2 separate regions of the Homo sapiens genome follow, and region 1 is linked to region 2. A link is an interaction called in ENCODE POLR2A ChIA-PET data of the cell type or tissue named here. Cell type or tissue: MCF 10A. All regions are shown on one strand. Each heading gives the region's core, and the rest is flanking DNA. Links, peaks and the distances in the headings are about the cores only. Region 1 has its middle 220 kb from the start of KCNK2. Region 2 overlaps LOC124904510 (a long non-coding RNA gene).

The links. Peaks named below come from ENCODE experiments on the same cell type or tissue, not always from the same donor. Only the 100,000 strongest peaks of a DNase experiment are listed, where the experiment ranks them.
Region 1: POLR2A ChIA-PET joins it to region 2 with 7 read pairs; 4 of 35 experiments call an interaction of 5 or more read pairs at or near these places.

What each region holds. Positions count from the first base shown.
Region 1 is chr1:214,861,973-214,867,363 of GRCh38, forward strand. No RefSeq gene overlaps it. Among named protein-coding and RNA genes, the nearest start is that of KCNK2, 220 kb to the right of the region's middle. In MCF 10A, for the core only: no CTCF peak of the experiment used is centred there; DNase peaks (open chromatin) are centred at 3,139 and 3,569.
Region 2 is chr1:214,954,656-214,960,046 of GRCh38, forward strand. All of the region lies in intron 1 of LOC124904510 (a long non-coding RNA gene), which reads left to right. Among named protein-coding and RNA genes, the nearest start is that of KCNK2, 130 kb to the right of the region's middle. In MCF 10A, for the core only: no CTCF peak of the experiment used is centred there; a DNase peak (open chromatin) is centred at 2,856.

The DNA.
Region 1 (5,391 bases), core at 170-5,169, 93 kb before region 2:
TGAATTGGCACATATTTAACATCTGGGACTGTGACAACCAGCCCCTTAGTTTCAGTGTTTCAACCCCTTTTACATTAACAGTCTTTACTTCTATCTGTCCTATTTCCAAGCCCCTTGTGCTCACTATAATCTGACTTTACTCAGTACATTTCCACCTCCAGGAATTAATATTCCGAAATTCCCTTCTGAAACCATTACCTATGCATTGCCTTTTTCATTTCTCCTGGAATGTTTTCTCTGTGTTCAATACGATATCCTGTTGCAAAAGTAGTTTGGTTTTTCTAGTTATTTCATCTTTTAGCGAGTGTCACTTGCCTCTCTATCCAGTGTGGATTCCAGAACTTATCCTATCAGCATTATTCTTTCTTAAAAGTTAGCTTTCTATATCTTTTTGCAATTTCTTATCCCACGTTTTGCCAACCCGCAAAATGGGTAAATAAGTTATTTCAGAACGTGGGAACACATAGGTGAAATGGATACATTTCTTAAAAAATAACTTAGTTTTAAACATTAAAGAAATAGGATCATTATTTAAAAGATCTTCCTACAAAGAAAACATCATGTTCAGACATTTTTTACCCAATGAATTCTGCCAAACATTCAAGAAACAGAACTACAATCTTACACGAAATCTTTCAGAGAACCAAATGAGTCAGAATAATGACTAACTTATTTAATGCAGCTAATATAACCTTGACACAAAACCCAGACAAGGATGATATAAGAAAATTTACAGACCAATATAACTTATAAATATTGCTGCAAATATATCAAACAAAATACTAGCAATCCAAGTTAAATAATGTATAAGAATGAAAAAATCATGACCAAATTATTTTTTTTCCCAGAAATACTACTGTGGCTCAAAAATGTGAAAATCTGTTAGTATAAATTTTCTCTTTAATGAGTTTAAATAGAAAAAACCATATGTTCACTTTGGATGCATAAAAGAGATTTGATAAAATTTAATGCACATTTATTACCAAAAATACCTCTAGCAACTAGAAAAAGAAGATGTGGCAGGGTCTGCTGTTTTTCTCTTATATCTTTTTATTCTTTCTCTTTGTAATAACATAACACCTTATTAGATGTTAGGCATTTAATTGCTCAAGGTAAGAACTGAGCTTCCCTTGAAGCTAGCTGTGACTATTATGAAGGCCTTTTTAATGGGACATAATTTAGAGTTATCTGTGGAATTGCAGAGTTGTACCCTTATAGGGAGGGAGCATGGCTCTCTCTTCCTCTGGTTGGAGAAGGGACCTGATGTTGAGCTATCTCAGACTCTGTGGAGGAGGAAACACCTTAGGAATGGTGGAAAAATAGAAAGAAGCTAGATTCCTGATGGCTGTATACAAAGTGACTTCCTTAATAGCTTAGACTTTAATGTGACAGAGAAATGAACTTCTGTCTATATAAGGCATTTTAAAAGTTAGATCTCTGTTACAACAGGCAAAACTTGGCTAATAATAGGTGAGAATCTCCTTAACTCAATAAAGTATATTTTAAAAGTTTCTACGAAAACATCATATTCAAAGTTAGAGTATTTTCTTTAAGATCGGTAGTGACCACTATAATCACATATACTTAACATTTAACTGAGAGCCTTAGAGCAATAGGGCAAAAACAAAAAATAAATTTTATAACAAATAGAAAGACCAAAAAAAGCTGAGTGATATGGATTAGCTCTCTACCTTTATCAGATACTCGAAACAATCTGAAGAATGTTAGAATTAATAAAAGAGTTCATTAAGTTTACTGGGTACACAAGTAATATACAAAGCATATAAGAACATATAAAGCAAATAGAGCTAGAAAATATAATTATGAAAAAGTATTTATAATTACAAAAAAGATACTTTGAGAATAAAAATTACTAAATATGAGAGCTGTATAGATAAAATAATAAAATAATAAAACTTAATTGAAAGATTAATTATTAGCTAAATAAAATGAAAGAGATTCTCATGGATAGAAAGAATACTAAATAAAAGTCAATTCTCTTCTAGTTTATATAAGCATATTTACATGTGGATATGTATATATTTATATATGTGTGTATATACACACATACATATGTATTTTTATATATATTCAATGCAATTGCAATAAAAATCCTGGTAGGATTTTCTAGTGGAACTTTAAAAGACAATTAAAAAATTACATGGAAGTGCAAAAGACCAAGAATAACAAAAACATTCTTGAAAAGCAATATTAGTAGAGTCTCCTAACTAGATATCAAACTTTTTCATATAAAGTTACAGAAAGTAGAGCACAGGGATAAAATAAGTGACCAGTGAAATAGAATAGAGAGCATAGAAACAATCACAGATATAGCTGAAACTCTGATTTATAATGAAGGTGCGATTGTAGATTATGCAGAAAGGATGTCTACTCAGAATACAGTATGTTACTAAAACAATTCGTTTTCTCTATGGAACAAAAAGAAACACGAACATGAATCCTTACTTTATGCTACATAGTAAGACCATTCTGAAATGCATTAAGACCTTGAATGGAAAAAAAAGAACCAAAACTTTTAGAAGAACACATGAGCTAACAATTGGTTAGTGGAGTGGTCCTTAAAAAGTGAGAAAAAGCACAAACCATAAAACAAAAGATTAATAAATTTGACTATATCAACTTTAAATTTCTGTTCATCGAAAGAGACCATAATGAGACTAAAAAGAGAGATTCCAACCTGGTAGAAAATATTTGAAACAGGTATTACTAATAAAAAATTCGTATACCAAATACATAAAATGGCTACAAATTTATTGAATAAATGCAACTGCCCAAAAAGGGCAAAATAAACATTAATTGGGTTTGAACAAAAAAGAGGAAACAGGATTGAACAAAAAATGGAAAGAAGAAATTAGGATTGAACAAAAGAGGCCATCTTGAACGGCCAAAACAAGAGAAAATATATTAAACAAATGTGTATCCAAGAGAATGCAAACTAAAAGTGCACTAGATTGGATAATGCTAAGTATTGGAGAAGCTGTGGTCAAATGGTAAGATTATTAATTTGGTGAACCAGTTTGGTTAAAAACAGAAAAATTCACAATAAAGTTGAATGTCCACATACCTTATGACAAAGTCATTCCACTCTTGTGTATGTTGTAAGAGAAATTCTTGCACATGTGCCAGGGACTTGCATAATATCATGAATATCAGCATTTTCCCAATACCAGAAAATAGAGAACAACTCAAGTATTCACTAACCGGAGAATGGATAAATCAATTTTAGTGCCTCAATTGAAAGGAATACTATGTATCAGTAAAAATAAATGAGTTATTACTTTAAGAATCAACCTGAATGAATGCAAAATCATTACTGTATTAAAAGAAATTTTCAGAAGAATATGTGATTATGATTCTGCCTATATAAACTTTCAAATTAGGTAAAACAAATAAAATTGTCATTTAGAGATATGTGTATGGATGCATGGCAAAGGTAGAAAGAAAAGCAAGGCACTGATTAACTCATGATTCAGTTATTGGTTATGTTTGGTGAATGGAAGTGCACGTGCTCAAGGAGGTGCATAGAGGGATTCAAAGACATTAGTCATGCTGTAATTTTTAGGCTTAGAAGCTTTTACAGTGTGTTTGCTTTTAACTATTCACATACGTTAAATACACTCCTCTGAATGATGTGTTACACAATTAAAAAGTAGAGGTTAAAGAAGACTATCTCTTCATTGCTTTTACTCCTTGTCCCTCCAATTCATTTCGCAAAGCATCACATTCTGGCTCATGATTCCCACTATTTTCCTGAAACTGTTGCCTCTGGGATCACCAATAACTTTCTAATTAGTAGATGCAAATATATCTCACTTGAATAAGAAATCACCCTTTCTTGCAACATTCTCTTCTATTAGTATCTCTGGAAAGCCACTCTCCCATTTCTTCTCTGCATTTAAAGAAAAAAGAAGTAAAAAGTCACTTCTGAAGGTTAAATTAACTTTAAGCCATAAAAAAATTATTTGCCATATTTTGCAAATTGTATTTGAGTAGCAAATATTTATTAAGCACACACTATATACAGAGCATGGAAAATTCAGAAAACAATCTCCATTCTCAACTCTGTTCTTTGGCCCATCATGTATGGTATTATTATGTTGTTGCATTGCTATAGAGAAATACCTGAGACTGGATAATTTATAAAGAAAAGAAGTTTAATTGGCTCATGGTTCTGCAGGCTTTACAGGAAGCATGGTGCTGGCATCTGCTGGGCTTTTGGTCAAGCCTGAGGGCATTTTCAATCATGGTGGAAGGTGAAGAGGAAACAGGTACATCGCATGGTGTGAGCAGGAGCCAGAAAGAGAGCACACATGAGAGAGAGAGAGAGAGAGAGAGAGAGAGAGAGAGACAGACAGACAGTGGGAAGGTGCCACACACTTTTCAATGACCACATCTCTCAAGAACTCACTTGCTATAGTGAAGACCGCACCAAGACATTAGGTATATGCTCCCATGATCCAAACACCTCCCACCAGGCCCCACCTCCAGCATTGAGGATTACAATTCAACATGATATTTGGCCAGAGACAAATATCCAAAGTATATCAGGTATTATTTAGCAAAAATTAATAGTTAGTAGTCATATTATAAAGGCAATTGAATGTGATATAGGAGTTAAAGAGAAACTACTAGGGCAGATAATAAGGGTATGGGAGTCCTCGGTAAGGTTTTCCTTTTTAATGAAAAGAAGCCCCCAAATCATTTTCTAACAAAGAACAGCCTGTAAAATTGAGCTGCAGACATAGACAAACAAGTTGGAAGCCTGCACCCATGAATGCTGGCAGAAAAAAGCTACCTGGTACTAGACATGTTCACAATGGCTTCCTTCCCTTGGTCAGCTATGTGTAAGGTAAGAGCAGACAAGATGGTGAAAAGGCCACTTGCATAATAAGATTAGGGCAGGGTGACCAGCCTTTCCCGAACGCTATGTAAAACACCACATCACACCTGGTTGAACCAATCTGTGGGCTCTACATAAATCAGAAACCGCCTCCTCAAGCCTGCCTATAAAATCTGCTGTGGTCCCCCCAGGCCACCTTTTCCCTTTTGGATGCCTCGCTCTCACAAGAGAGAAAGTGCTGCTCTCCTCTCTCTTTTCTTCTACCTATTTAATTTTTGCTCCTTAACCCACTCCATGAATGTGTGTCCATATCCTTAATCTCAGTGCGCGAGACAATGAACCCCAGGTATTTACCCCAGACAACAATGCCACTTCAAATGTATCAGTTTTAATGTGAAAATTACTATTGTGTTTGCATAATACAGTTTTGAGTTTCAAATTAGCAAACATTCAAAATTAGAGTTTTCCCTAAATGGGTAAACACCTGATCTCTTTTCTGAGGCCTACTAGATTTATATTTTGGTTTTTAT
Region 2 (5,391 bases), core at 167-5,166:
TATATAAAGAAAAGCACACATGTTACTATTTTAAGACAGTATTTTACTGCTCCTACACTTGTGCTTGGCACTTCCTAAAATTAATGACCTTGATTAAATATGCACTGACTGTGTCAGTGTATGGAAGAGGAAACTGACCTGCAGAGTATAGGTCAGGTGCATAAGGTCACTTGGCCATTGGTAGTCATGACAAGAATAGAAGGCAGGAATGTCTGTCTGTAAGACCAAAGCCCTAATTGTAACAGTGACTATCTTCAATTTAAATTGGGCAAAAGTGTTTAAGTGTATTATATGGTATTAATGATTTATATTGCTTATAGTTAATGGAAGAAGAATACCAAAAGAGTAACGTGGTGGCCTGAATTGGCTTAGTAATAATTGCTGACATCCATGGTAGTGTCCTCTTGTTGCCATATGGTACTCAATGAAGAATTAACAAACCTTATATTACTGCTTTTGGTCCTAAGGCTTTTGAGCATAGGGCAAGACAAAAGAGAAAGTCTCTCTTCCACACACTAAATGGGGGCAGAGACCGGGCCATTCTGGTTTCTGAGTTTTATCCCACTTCTTGGAGAGGAGTGTCACTTACTTTGTACTTCAGCATCCCTTGCCCCTTGTTTATACTCCTTACAAAACAATACCAATACATGACAGAGCCAGTGGGCATATAAGTTACCGGTATAGGAAAGAATTTCAATGGATGTAGACTGTTTTCCACATTTAAGGATTGTTTTCCTTTCCAGAAAGGAAAATGGCCAATCTAATAATTTTGATGATGATAATCATAATGACAGTGAAATGGTGGAAATTAATTCCATGTTCTATGGTTTGGGCTTTGCATATAATTGTATTAGTGAGCAAAAAATAAAAAAAGATCTTGACAGACCCATTGAAATGGAATAAATTACAAAATTAATCAAATCTATTTGTCATTATTCCTGGCATATTTTATTTTTAGATTTTATTTATAAAAAGATGAATAATTAACTTTACTTATAACAAAGTAAGCTATTCATGGGAACTCCAAGTCCCATAAATTACTTCACCTTTCTTTAAAAGCAATGCAGAAAATATCTGTTGCCACTTTACTATTATCTTATTAGTAATTAAATTTTAATCAGGAATTTGGAAAGTACACATTAATGCAATGATTTGTATACTTGACCAAAGACTATGCGGAGGAAGGTATAAAATGAAAGTGAAGAAAATTATGAGGGATGAAATGGGAGAGAATGTGGAAATGATTTGAGGCTTGGGATTCTGTACTAGGAGCTCAGTATTTCAAGATTCTTTTTTTTTTTTTTTTTGAGACGGAGTCTCACTCTGTTGCCCAGGTTGGAGTGCAGTGGCACGATCTTGGCTCATTGCAAGCTCTGCCTCCTGGGTTCACGCCATTCTCCTGCCTCAGCCTCCCTAGTAGCTGGAACTACAGGCGCCCGCCACCACTCCCAGCTAATTTTTTGTATTTTTAGTAGAGACGGGGTTTCACTGTGTTAGCCAGGATGGTCTCGATCTCCTGACCTCGTGATCTGCCCGCGTCGGCCTCTCAAAGTGCTGGGATTACAGGTGTGAGCCACTGTGCCCAGCCTCAAGATTCTTAAGAAGAACATGAAGGTTTTGGCTTACTTACCCAACAATGAAAGAGAAGAGAGCTGTGTAAAAACAGTGTTATGAAGGAATAAGATTTGTTCATGGTCCCCAACATAGATGAATTAGCTATGTGTTTAAATTGCAGGTTTTAATTAGTTGTAAAGAATTTCCCAACTTTTCAGTTGCAAAATCCAGGAAAAGGTTAATAAAGATAGATCGTTCATTGGCTCATTTAACCATTTAATTAATTTAACTATTATTTGTTAAGTATGTATTGTGTATGAGGCACTGTGTAAGCACTGGGCATGCTTCTATCGTTAAGATTGAGACTATCATTGGCTTTATTTATCTTATAGGCTTTCAGAAACTTTGTCATCTTCATGAATATTCTAATGAATAGACAGAGGTCCCCAATTAAATTGCTACTTCCGAATTCTGAGGCTTTACCTCATTAAATTCAGCAGGGAGTTTTCCCTGTTCTCTGAGGTTTGCTACTATTCCTGAAGTGTGGAAGAGGAGAAGCATTTTCTCTAATCCCATCAGCAAGTGTGGACAACATTTCTGTTTTCTCTCCCTTAAAGTTTCAGGAAGTTTTAAGAAAAAGTTTACTGGAGGCACATTAGAGGTGAGACAAACATCTTGCTTACAGTGGTGGTTTAGGTAGAGGATCCATTTCTTATGTACTGAGTGCTAGTATGCTGAGGAGGGGCACAGGTCTGAAAAAGGGAAAAACAGAGTAAAATGCATCAAAGCTCAAGGGAGAGGTAAAGGATCAATGAGGTAGAGGTTCTATGCAGAGGTGGATGGGCGGTGTCTGTGGGCGTGTATGTTGAAAACAGATGGTGTTATGGATTAAATGTCTGTGTCCCCCTAAAAATCACATGCTGGAACCTAAGACCCAATGTGATAGTATTAAGAGGAGGGTCTTTAGGAGATGATTAAATCTGAAGATTAGTGCCCTTATAAAAAAGGTCAAGGGAACTAGTTAGGCCCTTTGACCTTCCACCTTGGCCATTTTGAGGACACAGCACCAAAGTGCCCTTCTGAGAGCAGAGAGCAAGCCTTCATCAGACGCAGAATCTACTGGTGTCTTGATCTTGGACTTCCCAGCTTCCAGAACTGTGAGCAATAAAGTTCCATTCCTTATAAATTATTCAGTCTCAGGCATTTTGTGATAGCAGCATGAACAGACTAAGACAGATGGGTATATGTTTTTCATTTGCCTGTGGTGTTTGGCCCTTGGCAAGATAGTGACGCATATTTTGAACATCATGTGGCAAGTTGTGCAACATCCTGTCTCTGCAAGAGCTCAAATGTCTCCTGCTGCACCTTCTTCATACTCAGTTGCAGATTGAGTCGAACTCCCGTCTCCAAACCCAGGCTTCCTGCTTAGGAAGAAGAAGTGAGCTCTTACCCGTGCCTTTTTCATTAAATAGGCTCTTTCCCCTTCCTTGTCTCTTGAGTCCAAACCCTTACTTGTAATGAGAACCTGGACTTAACACTTGTGTAGTATTTCAGTTCACTGGATCCTAGCTTGCTCTTGGGACTCTTTTCTCCTATCCTCTTTGAACCAGTTCCCATAACTGGCCATTATTTCCTCCCAAGAGGTTCCCCGATGTTCACTGCCTCTCAGCTGTGGGTTTTTTGTATGCCGGAACGACCCCCTGACATCCTACTCTGTCTCACTAATATGGAATGCTGCCTACATTTCTGCCCTTGTTTGGTAAAGAGGGATTTGGGGGATAATTCTTGACTCATCAGCGACCTTCTCTCTTTTGTATTCAGCTTGTAATCATGCTAATTCTGGTTCTGTGGCTGTCATAGTCAGTTTAGGCTGCTATTATGAACTACCATAGACTGGGTGGCTTACAACAATAGGCATTTGTTCCTCACTGTTCTGAAGTCTGGGGAGTTCAAGATCAAGATGCCTGCAGATTTGGTGTCTAGTGAGGGCCCTTCCTCATAGCCATCATCTCACTCTAACCTCACATAGAAGGGATGAGGGGTCTCTCTCAGCCTCCTATTCATGAGGGCTCCAGGCCTATGATCTATGCACCTCCTAAAGCCCCCACCTCCTAATACCATTACATTGGGGGTAAGAATTTCAACATACGAATTTTAGGGGGTCACAAACATTCAGAACATGGCAGTGGGGTTGTAGAAATATTAGCTAGAATTAAGGATCACTGTGTATACAAACCATAAAGTTGAAAGTGATTGTATTGATTAGATAATATGTTTGCTAAGATTACCTCTTGAACTGTCTAAGATGATAGAGGAAAATAATCCTAGCTGACAAGCTTGAGAATAAATTGGGAGTAACAACCACCTGTCAAGGGAGGGGGCTCCAGAACACTGAGAAGAAGAGGACAGTTGGGCACAGGGGCACCCGAAGAGCATGTGATGCTCAGCCTAGACACAAACTCTGACTGCTGGACCCACAGGCCAACTGCAGCTCTCAGAGGAATGAGGAAATACTTTGAGAAAACTTCTTAGAATTCTATGAGGAACAAACCTGCCATTTTCTATTTGTCTAGAGTCCAGTAACTCTGCCCTGCTGGAACCTGTCTTGAAACCCTTGGGGGTTCTCTGGCCTTTCACAATTCTAAAGCCATGTTGTGCTCCCCGTAATTAAAGGTAGAAGGAAGAAGCTTTAGCTTTGTTTATTATTTTATTATTATTTTTTATTTTTCCATCAGTTATAGGGGTATTGGGGTACACGTGGTATTTGGTTACATGAGTAAGTTCTTCAGTGGTGATTTGTGGGATTTTGGTGCACTCGTCACCTGAGCAGTATAAACTGCCCCACATTTGTAGTCTTTTATCCCTTGACCCCCTCCTGCCCTTCCCTCCAAGTCTCCAAAGTCCATTGTATCATTCTTATGTCTTTGCGTCCTCATAGCTTAGCTCCCACATATTGGTGAGGACATACGATATTTGATTTTCCATTCCTGAGTTACATCACTTAGAATAATAGTCTCCAGTCTCACCTAGGTCACTGCAAATGCTGTTAATTCATTCCTAAAAGCTTTAGCTTTTTGTTCTTCACTCGCCTAAGTAGCATTGGGGGCCACACTCTCTTTTTTGGAAGAAAGAGAAAGGAATTTTAATTACAGTTTTAAAATGCAACCCCAACTTGCTGCAATATTACCTTAATACTTTAGTTTCCTGTCTGAACACTATCCCATGGCTTTCTTATAATAATTTCTTTACTTCTATTTTGGACTGTGATGTATCAGTCTAGTTATTATATTTTAGTCATTAAGTAATTCAATCTAAAAACAAAAACGTTTGTTAAGCGACTATGCTAATTGCTGAGGGTAAATAGTAAAATACAATTCAATCTCTAGTTTTAAGGAGGAAAACCAACAGATGAATCACTAAGTGGCATAAAGTGATATGGAGGCTGTGACAAAAATATGTATAGGATAAAGTGGAGGCAGAAGGGAGAGGGATCAGGTACCATAGTTGAAATGACTTTTGGGTGAGTTTTGAAAGTCCCATAAGTCAATTTCAATGCCTGTTTTGTACTGGCTCCAACACTGGTGTCAGGCCAGACTTGCTTCCCTTAACAAAGTCCTTTATCTTCTCTTGGATTTATCATTCTCATTCACAAAACAGCAAAGAAACAATCACTCCAAAGTGTTATGTTATCTCCAGATTGAGGCTTTAATTATCAGGTCTTTACAATTTATTATAATCTTAAGCAAATGTCCGAAAATGTCATAGTAGAATGGAAAGCAAATTTCTTTGCTCAGAATTTGTAGAAGATTGAAATCTACAAAGAGGCAGCTTAGACCT